Regions from separate parts of the Homo sapiens genome. Here region 1 is linked to region 2. A link is a loop called in an ENCODE intact Hi-C map of the cell type or tissue named here. Cell type or tissue: ascending aorta. All regions are shown on one strand. Each heading gives the region's core, and the rest is flanking DNA. Links, peaks and the distances in the headings are about the cores only.

The links. Peaks named below come from ENCODE experiments on the same cell type or tissue, not always from the same donor. Only the 100,000 strongest peaks of a DNase experiment are listed, where the experiment ranks them.
Region 1: a loop joins it to region 2, with 9 times the contacts of the local background. A loop is called at or near these places in 68 of 110 quality-filtered maps.

The regions. Positions count from the first base shown.
Region 1 is chr17:12,998,562-13,008,468 of GRCh38, forward strand. ELAC2 (elaC ribonuclease Z 2) reads right to left here. Exons shown (of 24, transcript NM_018127.7): 9 at 7,360-7,418; 10 at 7,192-7,264; 11 at 6,428-6,540; 12 at 4,918-5,013; 13 at 3,880-4,018; 14 at 3,713-3,798; 15 at 1,595-1,713. Among named protein-coding and RNA genes, the nearest start is that of ELAC2, 15 kb to the right of the region's middle. In ascending aorta, for the core only: a CTCF peak has its summit at 4,720 (motif pointing left); a DNase peak (open chromatin) is centred at 4,730.
Region 2 is chr17:12,176,048-12,185,954 of GRCh38, forward strand. No RefSeq gene overlaps it. Among named protein-coding and RNA genes, the nearest start is that of MIR744, 99 kb to the left of the region's middle. In ascending aorta, for the core only: a CTCF peak has its summit at 4,785 (motif pointing right); a DNase peak (open chromatin) is centred at 4,813; H3K4me3 peaks cover 809 bases; H3K27ac peaks cover 923 bases.

The DNA of each region.
Region 1 (9,907 bases), core at 479-8,478, 820 kb after region 2:
GCATGCAGCCATGAGAAGGTGCAATGGTTTGAGTGTCATTGGTTTGTCCCCAGACCTCATGTGGAAACGTGCTCCCTAGTATGGCGGTTTTGGGAGGCGGGGCCTAGTGGAAGGCGTTTGGGCTACAGGGACGGACCCTCCTGAGTGGCTTGGAGCTGCAGTAGTAAGTACTGGCTCTCAGGAGACTGCATTACTTCTCAAGGGAATGGATTTGTTCCCAGGAGAGGGGGGTTGTTATAAAGCCAGAGTGCAGCTCAGGTTATCCCGTCTTCACAAGCGTCCACTTCCTACTTGCGCTCCTCTGCCACGTTATGATGCAGCATGGAAGCCTTCACTGGAAGCTAGGGCCGTGACCTTCAATTCTCAGCCCGCAGAACCGTGAACTAAATACACCTCTTTTCTTGATAAATTACCCAGTCTCACATATTCTTTTATAATAACAAAACACAGACTAAGACAGATGGGTAAGCAACATAGTTCTATCCAGCTTCCCAGGAGGGGGACTGGCAGGCCCCTGGCAACCGCTCTGAAACAAAGGACTTCGCACCAGTGTGGGACCCACAGGCTATCTGTCACCAAAAGGCTAAGAAGAACAAATAAATTCTCCAGTCCTTTCTTCAAAAGAATTGCTGTAATTCTTTTACATTTAAAAAATGACATTTCTTTATGCTGGGAACTGTCATTTATTTCAAGAGAACAGTGTGTGCCTTGCATCCAGCTCTCACTGCAAGACCATGCACTTCGGTCGCATCCTCCCAGCCCTACCAGGTAGGAAATGCTCTGCTTCCCAAGGGGGAAACAGGCTCAGACGCCCAGGTCTCCAGTGAAGATGGTAAGAGGCAGGGTCAGGATTCAAATCCAGGGAGACCCGATGGTTCCAAAGCCTGTGCCCGGCCCTCAGCCTCAGTTGAGTGACGTGGCCAAGATCCTCCATGGATTTGCATCCGCAAAGCCAGGACTAGATCTCTGCCAGCCAAGTCCCTGCTCAGAGCTCTTTCCACAGGTGTTCACTAAAACGTTTCACTCAGTGCGTGCCTTGCCAAGAATGCCTGGGTGCCATCGCCAAATGCTCTGATTGGGTGGGATGGGGCACAGGAATTGGGATTTTTTTTTTTGAGACGGAGTCTCACTCTGTCGTCCAGGCTGGAGCGCAGTGGCACGACCTTGGCTCACTGCAAGCTCCGCCTCCCGGGTTCTCGCCATTCTCCTGCCTCAGTCTCCCGAGTAGCTGGGACTACAGGCGCCCGCCGCCACGCCCAGCTAATTTTTGTATTTTTAGTAGAGACGGGGTTTCATCATGTTAGCCAGGATGGTCTCGATCTCCCGACCTCGCGATCCACCTGCCTCGGCCTCCCGAAGTGCTGGGATTACAGGTGTGAGCCACCGCGCCCAGCCAGGAATTGGGATTCTTAAACTCCCCAAAGCCCCCTCCTCCAATGACTATAATTCTAATGTAGAGCTGAGTAGAGAAGCCCTGGATTAGACTGAAAAGCCAGGTTAGAATGCGCCCCACCAGCACTCCACTTAATGCTAGGAAAACAGCAGCAGGGGCAGAGCCCAGGAAAGAAAGGCTGCTCTGTGGGCTCCCACTCACCTGCTGGGGCTGGGCCGTCCTGCGCACTCCTCCTGTACTCCTGCACGCTCTGCTGGAAGTTGGGAAGCTGCAGCGCCTCAACTATGAATTCCTCAGGATTGCAAGTAATAATGGCATCCCTGCAGGAAGAGAGAGAAGCATCTCAGGTGACGGACAGGGTATATGGCCTCAGCAGACCCCATTGGGGATGTCCAGAATAAATTCAGGGGGACAATCTGCAGGAAGTTCCTTCAGATCAACACTGAAGGTTAAGTGACTAGGATCTGGGGCAGGTCTGCTCCACCGCCTTTTGGATGCTGCATCGCTCTGCCTCAGGGCCAGTCAACGGGGAACTACTGATGCTCAGGGCAAGACAGTTTTTTTCTGTGGCCAGTGCTGCTGTCCTGGTGCAGTACCCCTGACCTCTACCCACTAGCAGCACCACTACCCACCTCCTAGGCTGTGACAACCAAGAACGTTTCCAGATGTTGCCAAATGTCCTCTGAGGGGTCAATGGTCCGAGCTGAGAAGCAGGGGCCCTAGAGGAGTGACTCTGAAACTCATGTTCACACCCAGGAACCTTGGCAAAACGCAGAAGCCAGTTCGGCAGCTCTGCAGTGAGGCCTGAGATCCCACTTTCCTAGCAAGCCCCAGATCACACGGAGTGGCAACTCCTTGGACAGGCGGCTCTTCAACCTCGCTGAGCATTAAAATCATCTGGGAGCTTGTGAGTCCCAAGCCTAACTCTCAAGATTCTAATTCACTAGGTCTAGGGCAGGCCCTGTGCAATATTTTTCACAAGCACAAGGTAAATCTGAATGTCGGCTAGGGCTGTGTATCGCTGCTGTGTGTTAAGAGCCTGCGCAGATGCCAACAAAGGGACACCAGGTTCTTCAACCCCGTGATGTTGCCTGTGGGCCCGAGTCTTGCTAGTATAGTCTCTTAAAGGGCCCCAACTACCCAACCTCAACAGCACACAGCATCCAGTCATAATCCAGCACATGCTCTATTCTAATACAAATACTGTGGAGTGGGCAGGAAACTTAAAATCAAGGTTCAGATCCTTAAAAATTAAAACAGGCCGGGCACGGCTCACGCCTGTAATCCCAACACTTTGGGAGGCTGAGGTGGGTGGATCACCTGAGGTCAGGAGTTCGAGACCAGCCTGCCAACATGGTGAAACCCGTCTCTGCTAAAATTACAAAAAATTAGCCGGGCGTGGTAGCAGGCGCCTGTAATTCCAGCTATTCGGGAGGCTGGGGCAGGAGAAATGCTTGAACCCGGGAGGCGGAGGTTGCAGTGAGCTGAGATCACGCCATTGCACTCCAGCCTGGGCAACAAGAGTGAAACTCCGTCTCAAAAAAATAAATAAATAAATAAAATAAATAAATTAATTAATTAAAATAAAGATGTGGGGCAGTAAGGCTGTTCACTTTCCTGGTTGGATTGTACTGGAAGAGGCTTTCAAGATGGCATCTTACATTTATCAAGTACCTTAACAAGTCTCACACTCTGGGCCAGTAATCCCACATTTAGGAATGACTTGAAGGGAACAGAGTTCCCATCAAAGATTTATATATAAGACATTTATTGTTTCATTCATTAAAAACAACAAAAAATTGGAAACATCCCAAATGAGTAAACATCCCTATTTGGAATACCAATAAAAATCTTGTTACTTAAGACTGTTTAGTGATACAGGAAAAGACTGACAATATAAACCCACATACACAAATCAAGAAACACAAAATGTTATCAATCATTATCTCTGGGCAACAGGATTATGGGTGACTTTGTTCATCACACATTTCCTATTTTCTATACTGTGAAACACACGAGCTCTATCACTGCTATTCCCATGCAAGGCAATTTTGGAAAAGGAGAACTACTGGCCCCAATCCGCCCACCTCAACCCAGCCTGGAGTAGGCTGCTTTTCTAAATAAATTCACGCTGGCACACAGCCAAGCCCATTCATTAGCTTATTGTCCGTGTTTCTTTTGTGCTCAAAGCGGAGTTGAATAGTTACAACAGAGACCATATGGTCTGGAGAGCCTCCTGGAACATTTACTATGTGGCTATTTACAGAAATGTTTCCCAACTCGACTGAGACGATTCCATTAGTTCAAGATGGCACAGACCTCTGCCACTCCCTCCTGGGACGGAGCTGGTACTTGAGGAGGCATTCACCCTGAACCATGGGCACACTGAGGGTGGGGCCCTCCTTCTGAAAGAGACAAAACACATTCATGGAGAGAAAGAGAGGGGACGAGAGCTGGGCCGACAAGGGGCCGGTCTGAGACACTACCTTACAGCGGAAACTGGTGAGCAGGGGGAAGATGTCCGGGTGGATGAGGTTGAGCTGGGTTTGAATCTTGTGGCTGCGAAGGTTGTGAACTGAGGCACAGTTCTCATTCAGGACCAAGTGCTGGGTGTCAGGCCCAAACCTGTGAAGAAACAGACCCGGCATTTGCAGCGTCTGTTAGGAGGCAGCTCCCCCTGAGGAGTGGTGCTGAGCTCAGGAGTGGTAATGAGGATGAGGTGTTCAAACAGTTCAGTGACTTGCCCCAAGCAGTGTTACTACATGGCCAAACATGGTCCCACTCCTGCTGTCTCAAAGCCCGGTGTTCCCTAGCTCAGCTGCCTTTCAGGTGTGCTGGGAAGAGTGAGAGGAAAAACAAGAAAAAGAAGATGTCCAGGGCATACAAATAGGGGACCCAAACCCTGAGGAATGAAAGAGACAGCAGGAGAGCAGGCCATGGAGTGAGGGGCAGGTAAACGGGCCATGTGGGGAGATACGGGCAGGGGCCAAAAAGCAGCCCAAGGTCACCCCGCACCCGAGCTCAACTCATACTCCTCCACCTGGCCCTGGCCAGCGATGCCCCGAGGAAAAAGATGCCTTCCAGTGACTAAACATCTACCTCCCAGGGCTGCTGGCGACGACCCTAGAGGAAATGAAGTGAAATGAAGGGTATTTCACACACTGCCTCCCACAAAGTGGGCATTCAGTAAATGGAAGCTATCATTTTATAGCTGCAATCTCTTCTTTGGAATTCACTTATGGAATCCTCAACCAAACGGCAGTATTTGTTCAGACACCCTGAAGAGTGTGGAGGGTGTAAAATAAATGGAATCGTGTGGACACTGCGCCACCTAGCGGTGCATTTTCTTCACGAGTGTAGCACAGATCTGGGAAGCCTAGAATTCTGGGAAGGCAGGAATCCCACAGAAAGTTTAGGCAGGTGCAGAAGGGTAGGTAGCGCTGGAAAGAGCACGAGGGGAGGAAAGGGGAATCCACCACTGCCCAGAAGAGTTACCCCAAGTGCCGCTGGGCTGGGCTCCATACCTCTCCATCCACTGCTGGTACCTGCTGTCCACAAGCACAGATGCTGGGGCCATGTGAACCACCAAGGCCACGGGGGCATCTGCCTTTCCTTGGTACCTGGGCAGAAGAGTGGGGCTTTACAAAGTGATGCAGACTCAGGACACACCAAGACAGGGACCACGCAGCCAGGGAGGGGTATCGTGCGGCCCTCTGCAGCACTGCAGTGAGCTGACAGCCTCCACGCCCAGGCCATGCTCTCACAGCAGGCTGCTCACGGCAGACCCCGGTGCTGGGCCATTTCCAATGGACGTGGGATTCCTGTATCTGGCAAGCTCTGCTCTGGGCTTTCCAGTAGGCCTGGCTGATCCTTTCTCAGCACTGCACTTCCTTCCTACCCTCTCCACTCATACGGGTCCAACCTGCAAAGCCAGACCCAGGCTCTCCCTGCCTCCTCCTGCTCCCTCTCTCCTTCCTCTCTCACAGTCAAATTTCCTCGAATAAACCTCCTGCACCTCCAATGCCACCCTGGTGTCTGCCTTCCAGAGGACCTGAGACACAGGCACGAGAAATGAAAATCATCTGAAATTTCACCACCTGGACAACAGACCACTTACTAACATGCTGATGTGTTTCCCTCCAGTTCCCTTTAAAAAGAAATATACACAGTAGCTATTTTTATCTATCCCAGCATCATCACACATCCACACATGGCTCTCAAATGACACCTGATTCATTGAAGAGGTTTTGCTGCCCAAAACTGGATTAAAATACAAAGCCGGGGCTACCAGCGCATCCAAATTCACCCACAGAGAATAAAGCAGACCATGAAACAACTCCTAACGCTCTGACTCGGAAGGGGTACAGCAGCCCAAAAGGATTTGTTGTGGTAAGTAGAAAAAAACAAGTGAAAAAATACAGATAGATACAAACTAGGAACAGGAAAAATACAGGTAAACCATTAAGAGTGGGGGAAAAGATTCAAACTCAGATAGGTGGGTCAAAGATGATTCCATCTGGAATGAAAGCTGAACCGCAAAACTGGTTAACTTCGATAGAGGACAACAACAGAGTGGCAGTTAGCCCAAAAGACATTCCCCAGCTGTGAGTCCATCCCATAACACGGACTCTTGACCACGACAGTCTCACACACTCTGACCCACCTCATTTGTTTCAATGCAGGTAATGGAAGAAAATTAATTCAGTTCAAAATAATCCAAATGATAATCTGGGGCATTAGTTAGAATTCAAAAAAGTTCTAGAATTTCTTCTGGTATAAGAGCTGTAAGAGTTCTAGTTGAATTTCTAGTCCTCAGTTGTTTCTAGTTTTCAATCTTTTCTAATTTCACTTTGAGGCTGTGTACACCGGAGCCCACCAACTACCAACAGTGACTTAAGGCAGGAGTGCCGGCCTCTGAACTGTAAACCCAGATAGTGGTCTTCCCAGAAACACAGCTCTTGCCACAAGATGCCCATGTCGATGCTGGGCTGGGTTTCAGCTCTCACTTCTCCCACCCTAGAGACCCCTCATTACCTCTGAAAGGTGGCATTCTCACAGATGGGTTGAATGAAGCTTTCATCTGGACATTCTACCACCACAAAAGCAGCACCAGGATCTGGAGGAGTACACAGCTCTTCAGCCAAAATCTGCAAAACCAAATAAGCCCGCCCACTGGGGGTCACAGCTCAGCCACCAAACTGAACTGCCTTCAAGGCAACTGCTAACATGACATATCCTATCCAGTGAGCTGAGAGGTAAACAAAGCACAAAACCAACTTTACACATCACCATCAACACCCTTCTGGTCTCTTTGTGGATACCTAAACAGGTAACTGTCAGGTTGAGGCACTTCAGGCCTACACTGGCCAGGAAAGGAGGCTTGGCATTAAGGTTTTCTTCAGTCTGTGGCCACTGGTCCTAATGTCCTCAGAAGTCAGAGGAAATATCTTGACATAGAATACTGTGGCATTCCTCTGGACCATAAACCCCAGGCCCATCCATATGGGGTCTGTTGTTAGACACTGTCCTGAGCTCAAGTACCAAGGAAAGCATGCACCCTTTAAGGAGGACGGTGACTAGATCCTAAATGGACAATCTACAAAAATGCTCGAATGCAGCCGTGTTGACATGCGGGACAAACACAGATAAAAGAGGCCATTTTATCACTTAGCTGAGTGATGTCCAAACTGTTCCACGTCCTTCAAAAGTGGTGTCTGTAGGGCCTGAAGAAGACAGACTCTGCCCAGCATTTCAGACCCTACCTGTAACTGCTGAATCAAGAAAACCAGGCATCTCACCTCTCTTCCTTCATGAGTGATGCTTTTCCCGTCCTTGACAGCAGCAATGATGGGAGCGATGGCAGCTGTCCCACTGAAATGAAGAGGCAAGGCCTCTGTGAAATGTGATTTCCTTAAGTGGACAGGTGTACCCAGTGAGTCCCCAGAAGCCTTACCCCCCACACTCACACTGGGAGGCCCATCTCCTTTGCTTTGAGCACCAAGAAGTTTCCTCTCTTTAAGTGAAGCTGCAACAAAGAGAACATAGATGTGATCTTAGGGGCTAATGAAGAAGGTTGGTTTTAATCAATTTTCTTAGAAGTGTATTTTTCTAGATTAAAAAAAAATAATAATGTTGGCCAGGCACGGTGGCTCACGCCTGTAATTCCAGTACTTTCGGAGGCTGAGGCGGGCAGATCACCTGAGGTCAGGAGTTTGAGACCAGCCTGACCAACGTGGAGAAACCCCGTCTCTACTAAAAATACAAAATTGGCCAGGCGTGGTGGCACGTGCCTGTAATCCCAGCAACTCAGGAAGCTGAGGCAGGAGAATCGCTTGAACCCAGAGGCGGATGTTGCAGTGAGCCGAGATCGCGCCATTGCACTCCAGCCTAGGCAACAAAAGCGAAAGTCTGTCTCAAAAAAAAAAATAAAAAATAAAATGATGTTGTTTCCTTACAATTCATTAAAATGCGTTTATTGCTTTCAGAAGGTATACCATATTCTGAAGAAGTCATTTATTGTCAAATGCTTTAGTACTAAAAGCCAAAATGACTTAAATCAGTGTTTTATTTCCCAGCATTAACTCATTATAAATTTAATAAAATGTAATTCAATATGAAAGTTAATAAATATCCTTCAAGTATCATTGAGGAGAAACACTGTTCTGTCATTCTACATTCCTCAATTAATAGCTAAAGGAATGTCACCAGAGCGTTGCCTAACAGAGCAACCAGCAAGCAAACTGCCATGTAACATAATATTTCAATGACAGTGATAGGCTAACAAAAGCATGGATGATTTTTATTTCTCTTGTATTTTTCAATTATGTGGCAATATAATGTCACTGCTTTTATCTTGGAGATAAATTATAATAAAAAATCTCTAATAGCCAGGCACAGCGGCTCATGCCTGTAATCCCAGCACTTTGGGAAGCCGAGGCGGGTAGATCATGAGGTCAGGAGATCAAGACCACCCTGGCTAAGACGGTGAATCCCTGTCACTACTAAAAATACAAAAAATTAGCCGGGTGTGGTGACGTGCGCCTGTAGTCCCAGCTACTCGGGAGGCTGAGGCAGGAACCCAGGAGGCGGAAGATTGCAGTGACCCGAGATCGTGCCACTGCACTCCAGCCTGGGCGACAGAGTGAGACTCTGTCTCAAAAAAAGAAAAAGAAAAAAAAAAAAACCCTAATATGCTATTACATTAGAAAGGCAAACAATAATTCTACCAGAAAACTTCACAATCATTTTATAGGAAAAAAAAAATTTCACACAAACAGAAAAATGTCAGAAATGACATGTAGGCCTTTGAGTGCTAAATGACATTTGATTTCCATTTTCTCCTTTAAATCTTCATCAACTGTGCATCTTCTTTTAACTCTCTGAAGTTAAAGAGTTACTCGTAGGGCTGAGTCTCAAATTTGGATCTGAAATCCTTATTCTCAGGGTTGTAGAATTTTCCATCTTAAAAAATATCATCCTAGATGAAGGATTACAGCTTCAGTGTGCACATCACACAGTGATGATTGATGGCTGACATCTTTAGATAACTAACAACCATGTCACGACCCAACATTCTCTCCACACACCCAAACGGGTTTGAGGATGGCAACTAAATGTCTCTAATGTTTAAAAGGTACTTGCTGTTGGGGGCAGTGGCTCACGCCTGTAATCCCAGCACTTTGGGAGGCTGAAGCAGGAGGATCATTTGAGGTCAGAAATTCAAGACCAGCCTGGCCAACATGGTGAAACCCCGTCTCTACTAAAAACACAAAAATTAGCCAAGTGTGGTGGCGGGCACCTGAAGTCCCAGCTACTCGGGAAGCTGATGCATGAGAATCACTTGAGCCTGGGAGGAGGAGGTTGCAGTGAGCTAAGATTGCGCCACCGCACTCCAGCCTGGGCAACACAGAAAGACTCCGTCTCAAAAATAAATAAATAAATAAAATAAATAAAAGGTAATTGAAGGCTGGGCATGGTGGTTCACTCCTGTAACCCCAGCACTTTAGGAGGCTGAGGAAGGCAGATCACTTGAGGTCAGGAGTTCGAGACTAGCCTGGCCAACATGGCGAAACCCTGTGTCTACTAACAATACAAAAATTAGCCGGGCATGGTGGCAGGCACCTGTGATCCCAGCTACACGGGAGGCTGAGGCAAGGAATCACTTGAACCTGGAAGGCAGAGGTTGCAGTAAGTCGAGATGGCAACACTGCACTCCAGCCTGGGCAACAGAGCGAGACTCCATCTCAGAAAAACAAAACAAACAAAGAAACATAAAGGCTGGTCATGATGGCTCACGCCTGTAATCCCAGCACTTTGGGAGGCCAAGGCAGGCGGATCAGGAAATCAAGAGATCCAGACCATCCTGGCCAACATGGTGAAACCCCGTCTCTACTAAAAAAATACAAAAATTAGCTGGGCATGGTGGTGCGCTCCTGTAGTCCCAGCTACTCGGGAGGCTGAGGCAGGAGAACTGCTTGACCCTGGGAGGCAGAGGTTGCAGTGAGCCAAGATCGC
Region 2 (9,907 bases), core at 1,329-9,328:
TTTAGAAGACAACAGAAAATATTCTCTCGAAGGCTTGGGATACCTAAAATATATATATAAAAAAACTCCTGTGAATCAATAAATGAAATACAAGCAAATCAGTAAAAAAAAGTGTAAAAACATTTATAGGCAATTTTTTTTCTTTCTTTAAGATAGAGTTTTGCTCTGTCACCCAGGCTGGAGTGAGTGGTGTGATCTCCGCTCACTGCAACTTCTGCCTCCTGGGTTCAATTGATTCTCCTGCCTCAGCCTCCTGAGTAGCTGGAATTACAGGTACGTGCCACCGCGCCTGGCTAATTTTTGTATTTTTAGTAGAGACGGGGTTTCGCCATATTGGCCAGGGTGGCCTCGAACTCCTGACCTCAGGAGTGATCCGCCTGCCTCGGCCTTGCTGGGATTACAAGCGTAAGCCACTGTGCCTGGCCCATTTATAGGCATTTTAACAGGAGACTAATAGGATATGAAAAGATGCTTGTTCTTATTGATAGGCAAATTGTAGATACCATTTTCATACTCAACTATTTGAAAATATTTTAAAAGCTAGGCAAAACCAAAGTTGGGAAGGATGTGGAACTGTGAGAACTCTCATCTCCTGTTGTTGGGAGAGTCAACTGATATAAATACTTTGGGGAGAAAATGTTGTAATCGAATAAGTCTGAGAATAATAATACTTTATGACCCAGAAACCTGCCCTAAGTATGTACGCCAGAGAAACTCTTGCCAATATATGGGAAGTATGTACAAATGTCTATATTGCTTATAAAAACAAAACCCAGAAATACTAAAATGTCTACTAACAGTGGAATGGATGTATAATTGGGCATCTATACGTGTATAATTATACATATGTTATAGAATATTAACAAATGTGTAATTATACATATATAGACATATATACAGACATATATATACATACAGAATGTTGTAAGGAATTAAAAATGAAAAAAAAATCCCTCCACACATCAACATAGATGAACCTCCAAAAAATAACATTGAATATAGGAAGCAGGTCATAGAAGGCTATATAGCTGTGAATCCACTTATATAAAGTTCAAAATCAGGCAAAACTAAAATATATTTTAGGAATACATTTAAAGATATTAAAACTCATAAAAAGCAAAAGAATGATTAACTCAAAATACAAGATGTTGGTTTTCTCTGGAGAGAAAGGAAGAGAGGGGCATAGAGGAACTTGCCTCTAAGAGAGTATTAGAGTATTAAGTCTGTTTCTTGTTTTTTGTTTGCTTGTGTTTTTGAGATGGGGTCTCACTCTGTCACCCAGGCTGGAGTGCAGTGGTACGATCTCAGCTCACTGCAACCTCTGCCTCCCAGGCTCAAGCGATGCTCCCACCTCAGCTTCCCAAGTGGCTGGGACTACAGGTGTGCCACTACACCCAGCTAATTTTTGTATTTTTAGTAGAGATGGGGTTTGCCATGTTACCTAGGCTGGCCTTGAACTCCTGGGCTCAAGTAATCCACAGGCCTCAGCCTTCCAAAGTGCTAGGATTACAGATGTGAGCCACCGTGCCTGACTAAGTCTGTTTCTTAAGCCAGATGGTGGTGGGTACAGTGATGTTTGCTTTATTTGAAAAACCGTACATGTATCTTTTATATATGCTTATTTATCTGAAATATTTCACAGTAAAAATTTTTAAAAGATTCTAGAGAGGAGAAGTCTGAGAAGATGAAGGAGTAGGAAGCGCCAGGGATCTGTCTCCCTAGCTAGACAACAATTGCACCGTCAGAATCTGTAAACAGGCTGGGCCCAGTGGCTCAGGCCTGTAATCCCAGCATTTCAGGAGGCCGAGGTGGGTGGATCATCTGAGGTCAGGAGTTTGAGACCAGCCTGGCCAACATGGTGAAACCCTGCCTCTGCTAAAAATACAAAATTAGCTGGCATGGTAGTGCACGCCTATAATCCCAACTACTTGGGAGGCTGAGGCAGGAGAATCCCTTGAACCTGGGAGGGGGAGGTCGCAGTGAGCCAAGATCGCGCCATTGCACTCCAGCCTGAGCAACAAGAGTGAAACTGTCTAAAAAAAACCAGAATCTGTAAACAAAACTTTTACATGCACTGGAAAACCAAAAAATTTGTAGGGCTCACTTTATTGCAACATTGGCTTGGCTTTATTGTGGTTGTCTGGAACCAAACCCACAATATCTCTGAGGTATGCCTGTTTGTTTGTTTATACACAAGGTGTCCCTCTGTGGCTCAGTCTGGAGTGCAGTGGCGCTGTCGCAACCACTGCTCACTGCAGCCTCGACCTTCTGGGCTCAAGTGATCCTCCCACTTCAGCTTCCCAAGCAGCTGGGACTACGGGCACACACCACCACATCTAACTAATTTTTAAATTTTTTGTAGCGATAAAGTCTCCCTATGTCGCTCAGGCTAGTCTCAAACTCCTGGGCTCAAGCCATCCTCCCACTTCAGCCTCCCAAAGTGCTGGGATTACAGGAGTGAGCCACCACACCCGGCCTCGCCTGTGTATTTAATATCACTGAACTGTACACTTAAATATATGTGAATTTCATGATATGCGTATTTTACCACAATAAAAAATTATGAGAAAAAAGCTGTTAGAGAACAACAACAACAACAAAAATAGTAGAGGAAGAACCTTGGCAGTTCTAATTATTCTAGATAGGGCGATGACAGGAACAACCTCAGGCCGCCACAGAGTAACAGGTGACAATACCTTCTACCCTCTCCGGCTGGTTATAACTTATTGGACCATGGAGAATTAATTGAGCCATAGGCGAGGCTATGACAGGGCTGATGGAAAACGATGAGTGGACAAATTATTTATTCTTTGTCAATAATTTGAACTGGGAAATATTGAGATAAGCAGGTGACGGTGGGAACTGAGGCTGAAAGAAAACAGAATTACGGAGCCCCTGAGGAGGGGAAGCATGATGTATAAGTCACACATAAGTCAAATTCCAAGGGAACAGAAGCCATTTGTGAGCAGAAGCTACACGGTAGAGAATGTTCATAGAAAGGAAAGCCCATTCGTGTAGGAAGAGAAACGGACAGACTTCAGGCCTGGAGGCATAGAGTGAAATTCCTTCAACTGCCCAGGCAACCTTTGCTGAAGGCCTTAGATCTGAGCATCCCTGAAGGTTCCGTCTGAGCCCCGGGGCTACCTGGCTCGGGTTCCTGTTTCCTTCTCCTTGGGACCCCTTCATGGACCAATCCATGACCTGCTCCCCAGCCAGTAAGGAAAGTTCTCTCTTCCTTACATACTAAGCCCAACTACTATACAAACAGATTGTTCTTTCCAAAATGTTAAAACTATCTAGAGGGCTCCGGGGCTGGCAGAGATGCAGTAAGCCCACCTCAACTATCTCTCCCATTAACAACAACTAAAAACTCCAGGCAGAATACAAGAGGCCACACTCCCTGAGGGTGCTGAAAAGTTAACTATAGTGGGTGGATTGGGGAAAGAAGTCAAAAGTTGAAGAAATGGCTATGCTTTGTCAAATCTCATAGAAATGTACAGCGGAAAGGGTAAATTTTACTGAAGTTAAAAATTGTTTTTAAAATTGCAGGTGAAAGAGGAAAAAGAATGGGATACGGGTCCAGAAAACCTGGATTCCACAGGCTCAGCTAATTGTTAGTTGCTTATCTTGGTCACTTAACTAAATCTTTTTTTTAAAATTTTATTATTATTATACTTTAAGTTTTAGGGTACATGTGCACAACATGCAGGTTTGTTACATATGTATACATGTGCCATGTTGGTGTGCTGCACCCATTAACTCGTCATTTAGCATTAGGTATATCTCCTAATGCTATCCCTCCCCCTCCCCCACCCCACAACAGTCCCTGGTGTGTGATGTTCCCCTTCCTGTGTCCGTGTGTTCTCATTGTTCAATTCCCACCTATGAGTGAGAACATGTGGTGTTTGTTTTTTTGTCCTTGTGATAGTTTGCTGAGAATGATGGTTTCCAGCTTCATCCATGTCCCTACAAAGGACATGAACTCATCATTTTTTATGGCTGCATAGTATTCCATGGTGTATATGTGCCACATTTTCTTAATCCAGTCTATCATTGTTGGCATTTGGGTTGGTTCCAAGTCTTTGTGAATAGTGCCGCAGTAAACATACGACTTTACTAAATCTTAAAACCAAAAGCCTCCCCTAAACTACCTGAAGGCAAACAAGCAAAGCAAGGCAAGTCAATTTCTATTCAGTTTCTAACTGTGCTATTGAAGACGTTGATCTAAGGAAACTGCCTGAGTAGAAGATACTTCTTCCAGTCCTGATGGATTTTAGAAGCCTGCCTTCTTTCCTATAGCACTGGGGGCCTGGACAGCATGGATAGCAGTGGCTTTTCAAGGGGACCTCGATTGGCTTCTGAAATCCTTTCTGACGTCAGGAAGTGAGAAGACAGCCAGCCAAGTCTCTCCACAGGCAGGTAGCCATTCATAACCTCTCCAAGTCAAGGGCCAATACCCCAAAAGCTTCTCCAGCCTTGGATGTTCATCCATTCTTACCCCTGAACAGTGACTTATACTGGAGAGCATAGTTGTTAAGAGTTTACATTCTGGATTTAGACTGCCTAGGTTTCAATCCCGGATCGTCATTTCCTGTTGCTATGTGGAATCCTATGTCTCAATTTCTTACAGATGAGGATATACACACAGTAACTGTCTTATAGTGTTCTGGTGAGAATTTAATGAGAAAATGCACCCGAAATGCTTACTACAGTGTCTGACACGTGATGAACGATCAATAAATGAACTCAATTATTAATAACCACTGCATAAAACACAAGGCATTCATTTCAGTTACATTCATCTCATTGGCCACTTGGGGGAGCCATACAGCTGTAAAACGAGCAGGTTTCAGGAAAGGTTTATTTTAGAAAAGATTTTTGTTGCTGACTATTAAGAGAGGGAGAGTTAAGGGTTATCTAATTCCACTCGCTTACTTTTACATACAAAGAAACAAAGGTTCAGAGAGGAGAAATGATTTGTTCATAGTCATACAAATAACTGGTCGTGTGAAGGCTAGAGACCATCTTTCCCAATTCATTGACAAATTACTGAATAAAAATCAAGTGTAGTTAAATGCCTACTAGCTTCCAAGCACAGCTAGACTTGGTTTGCTGTGTGTCTGTGTAGAATTTAAAATAATCCTGCCGTTCTCAAATTCTCTGCTGATGAACTTGTGTTGTGCTTTTTTATTTTGTTGAGGCCTGTGCTTAACAAGTAGCAGGGTAACAGACACGGGTAATACATATCATGACATTTGTTGCCTTGTTGTATATAGAGTTCTTATGAAACACAGGCAAACAGGCATTGTTTTTAAGAAACTTACTTACACGTTGAAATAAGGACACACACACACACGCACACGTACATACTCGGTTGATGATCACATTCGATTTCAAAGCTTTCAGTGGCACCTGTAAGAGAAAAATTCTCAAATTTATATTGGCAATCTGGATCTCTCCCCTGAACTTCTAGCTTATTTATCTAACTTCTTATGCAACATTTCCACTTGGAAGCCTATGAGACATCTCATGTTCTCGATATTTAAAGCCAAGTTCCTATCTTCTCTGGTACTTGCTCCTGCAACAGATTTTCCCATTTCAGGTAATGGCAACTCTGTTATCCGTTTACTCAGCCAAAACCTTTGTGTTTCCCTAAACCTCTGCTTTCTCTCCTACTCCACATTACATTCAGCATCAAACATTTGGCTCTCGATTCAGAATGAATCCAGGATCCACCCACTTCTTGCTGCCTCCACCGCTCCCACCACCATCTTACGATGGTTACTGCAACAGCCTCTTAACTGGTCTCTCCTGATCTAACCTTGTCTTCCCTGCACAGTGGCAGAGTGACGCTGTTAAAAATCTTAATAGGGCCGGGCACGGTGGCTCATGCCTGTAGTAATTCCAGCACTTTGGGAGGCTGAGGTGGGCGGATCACAAAGTCAGGAGTTCGAGACCAGCCTGGCCAACATAGTGAAACCCTGTCTCTACTAAAAATACAAAAAAAAAAAAAAAAAAAAATTAGTCAGGTGTGGTGGCAGGCGCCTGTAATCCCAGCTACTTGGGAAGCTGAGGCAAGGAGAATCGCTTGAACCTGGAAGGTGGAGGTTGCAGTGAGCCGAGATCTCCCCACTGTACTCCAGCCTGGGCAAAAGAGTGAGACCCTGTCACACACACAAAAAGAATTCTAATAAGCCATCAAGAGACTCTGTCTCAAAAAGAAAAAAAAAATCTTAATAGTATCAGGCAGCCTCCTGCTCAAAAGCCTGCAATGGCATCTGCTATGGTCTGAATGTTTGTGTGTCCTCCAAATTCAGATATTAAAATCCTAATCTCCAACATAATAATATGACTAGGTAGAGGCTTTAATAGGAAATTAGGTTATAAGAATGGAGCCCTCATAATGGGATTAGTGCCCTTATCAAAGAGACCTTGGGAAGATCCCTGGCCCCTTCTGCTGTGTTAGGACATGGCAAAAAGATGGCCATCTACGAGTCAGGACATGGGCCTGTTATACATGCGGCCTGTTGTTGACTGAAACGTTGCTATGTGATCCATGACTGTATTTCTTTTCTTGTCTAGTTGCCTTGGCTAGAACTTCTGGTAAAATATTAAGTAGAAATGGCTAGAGTGGACATCCCTGGAGGGCAGTGGTGTGATCTCGGCTCATGCGACCTCCGCCTCCCAGGTTCAAGCAGTTCTCCCTGCCTCAGCCTCCTGAGTAGCTGGGATTACAGGTGTGTGCCACCACGCCTGGCCAATTTTGGTATTTTTTAGTAGAGACGGGGTTTCACCATGTTGGCCAGGCTGGTCTTGAACTCCTGACCTCAGGAGATCCGTCCAACTTGGCCTCCCAAAGTGCTGGGATTACAGGCATGAGCCACCACGCCCGGCCAGGAGCTGTGGGTTTTTAGATGTCCTTTATTAGGTTGACTTTATCCCTAGTTTGTTTAGTATTTTTATCATGAAAGCATTTGATTTTGTCGTATGCTTTTTCTGTGTTAAAAGAAAAAACTGTGTCTTCTACACTCACGTTTCTGACACCAAATATGTGGAGGTTTTCCTACACTAAGCCATTCTCCAATGCTCCAGGTATCAACAGGTGTCCTACAGTTCAATGATGACACTGATTACTCAAAGTTAGCACAGACCCCCACAGGTTAAGGGATCGCCTCCACAAGACTGTCCCCAATTCAGATGCCAGTCTCAAGCCCAGGTTGTCACTCAGACGTCTGACCAACGAGCTAGAAATTGAGAGTTCCCATAATCCCCTCCTCATGTTTAATAATTTTGATAGAATGAGTCACAGAACTAAGGAGGGTGCTTCACTTACATTTACTGGTTTACTAGAAAGCCTACTCAGGAACAGACAAATGGAAGAAATGCACAGGGTGAGGTTTGTGGGAAGGAGTGTGGAGCCACTGTGCCCTCTTTATGAAGGCCACCCTCCCACACCTTTCTGTGCTCACTTACCTGGAAGCTTTCCAAACCTCATCATTTAAAGTTTTGTTTTGTTTTGTTTTTTGAGACAGAGTTTCTCTCTGTCGCCCAGGCTGAAGTACAGTGGCGGGATCTCGGCTCACTGTGAACTCCGCCTCCTGGGTTCAAGCGATTCTCCTTGCTTCAGCCTGTAGTTGGGACTACAGGCACGCACCACCATGCCCAGCTAATTTTTGTATTTTTAGTAGAGACGGGGTTTTGCCATGTTGGCCAGGCTGGTCTCAAACTCCTGACCTCAGGTGATCTGCCCACCTCAGCCTCCCAAAGTGCTGGGATTACAGGCGTGAGCCACTGCACCCGGCCTCATGGAGGTTTTCTTACTATTACTTTGGTCTTTTGTGTTACTATTACCACAGCTATGTTTAAAGTATTCATCTTTGCCTATTTCACCTACCATGGAAAACATGGGCTGGGTGCCGTGGCTCACGCCTGTAATCCCAGCACTTTGGGAGGCCGAGGCGGGCGGATCACCTGAGGTCAGGAGTTTGAGACCAGCCTGGCCAACATGGCGAAACCCGTCTCTACTAAAAATACAAAAATTAGCCAGATGTGGTGGTGGGCACCTTTAATCCTAGCTACTTGGGAGGCTGAGGCAGGAGAATCGCTTCAACCTGGGAGGCGGAGGTTGCAGTGGTCCAAGATCATGCCACTGCCCTCCAGCCTGGGTGACAGAGCAAGACTCTGTCTCAAAAAAAAAAAAAAAAAAAGTTTATATGGAGGCTTCATGACATAGGCATGATTGGTTAATTATTGGCCACTGAAGATGAGGTCAAATTTTCACCCCCACTTCCCTCCCCAGAGGCTACAGTTGGGGCTAAAAGTTCCAACCCTCTAATCACGTGGTTGGTTCCTCTAGCAACCAGCTCTGCTCCTCCGAGGGTCTCCTGATTAGCATCAATTCAGGTATAGTTGAAAGGGGCTTATTATAAATAGCAAAGCTTTATTTTTACTCTTATCACTAAGGAAATTCCAAGGATTTTAGGAGCTCTGTGCTAGGAACAGGAGATGAAAACCAAATATACGTTCCTTATTATATCACAATATCACATGTATCTATGGAGATAATCATGTACTTTTGTCCTATGTTTTATTAATGTGATGTATTATCCTAATTGAATTTGGATGCTATGCCAACTTGCATTGTGGGGATAAATCTCACTTGATCATGGTGTATAATAACTTTTATACATTGCTAGGTTTGATTTGATAGTACTTTTTGGGAGGGAGATTTTTGTAAGCAATTTATAAGGTACATTGATAGATTGCTTTCTTTTCCTGTCATGTTTTGTCTGGTTTTGGTATTAGGATAACACTGATCTCATTGAATAAATTGGGAAGTGTTTCCTATTCCTATTTTTTGGAAGAGTGTCTCTGTGTGTGTGTGTGTGTGTGTGTGTGTGTGTGTGTGTATTTGTATTTGTATTCTTGGGTCTATAACATATAGAAATATAATATATTTGACAATAACAGTACAAAGGAGATGGGTGATAATAAAACTGTATTGATATTAATTCTTTAATTATTTGGTTGAATTCAGCAGTGAAATAACCTTGTCATAAACTTTTCCTTTTGAGAACTTTTTTTGATCACTAATTCTATCTCTTTACCTGTTATAGGTCTACTCGTATTTACCATTTCTTTTTGTGTCAGTTTTTATAGCTTGTATCTTTCTAGGAGTTTGTCTATCTCATTGAAATGATCGAATTTGTTGGCATACATTGTTCATAATATTCACCTATAATCCATTTTATTTTGGTAATGTCATTGGTAATGTTGTTTCTTTTATTCCTGACTCTACTAATTCAAGTCTTTTCTCCTTTTTTAAAGTCAGTCTAGTTAAAGGTTTGTCAATTTTGTTGAACTTCTAAAGGGCGAACTTTTGTCTCATTGATCTTTCTCTGCTGTTTTTTGTCTTTATTTGATTTGATTGGGCTCTAATATTTATTATATCTTCGTATCTGCTTGCTTTGAGTTTGGTTTGATCTTCTTTTTCTCCTTCTTAAGGTGGAGGCTTAGCTTATTGATCTGGTATTTTTCTTCTTTATGAATATAGGCATTTACAGTTACAATTTCCCTTTAAGCCTGGCTTTAGTTATGTCACATAAGTTTTGATATGTCATGTTTTTGTTTTTATTCACCCTGAACTATTTTCTAATTTGCATGGTTTCTCCTTTGACTCATTAGCCATTTAATAGTGTTGTTTATTTTCCGTGTACTTAGGCGTTTTCTGTCTCCTTATGTTATTGATGTCTAATTTCATTCCACTGTGTTCAGAAAACATGCTTTATATGATTTCAATTTTCTTATATTTAATGAAGCGTGTTTTATGGGCTACCATATGGTCTATTCTGGATAATGTTCTATGTGCATTTGTGAAGAACATGTATTCTGCTGTAGCTGGATGGAG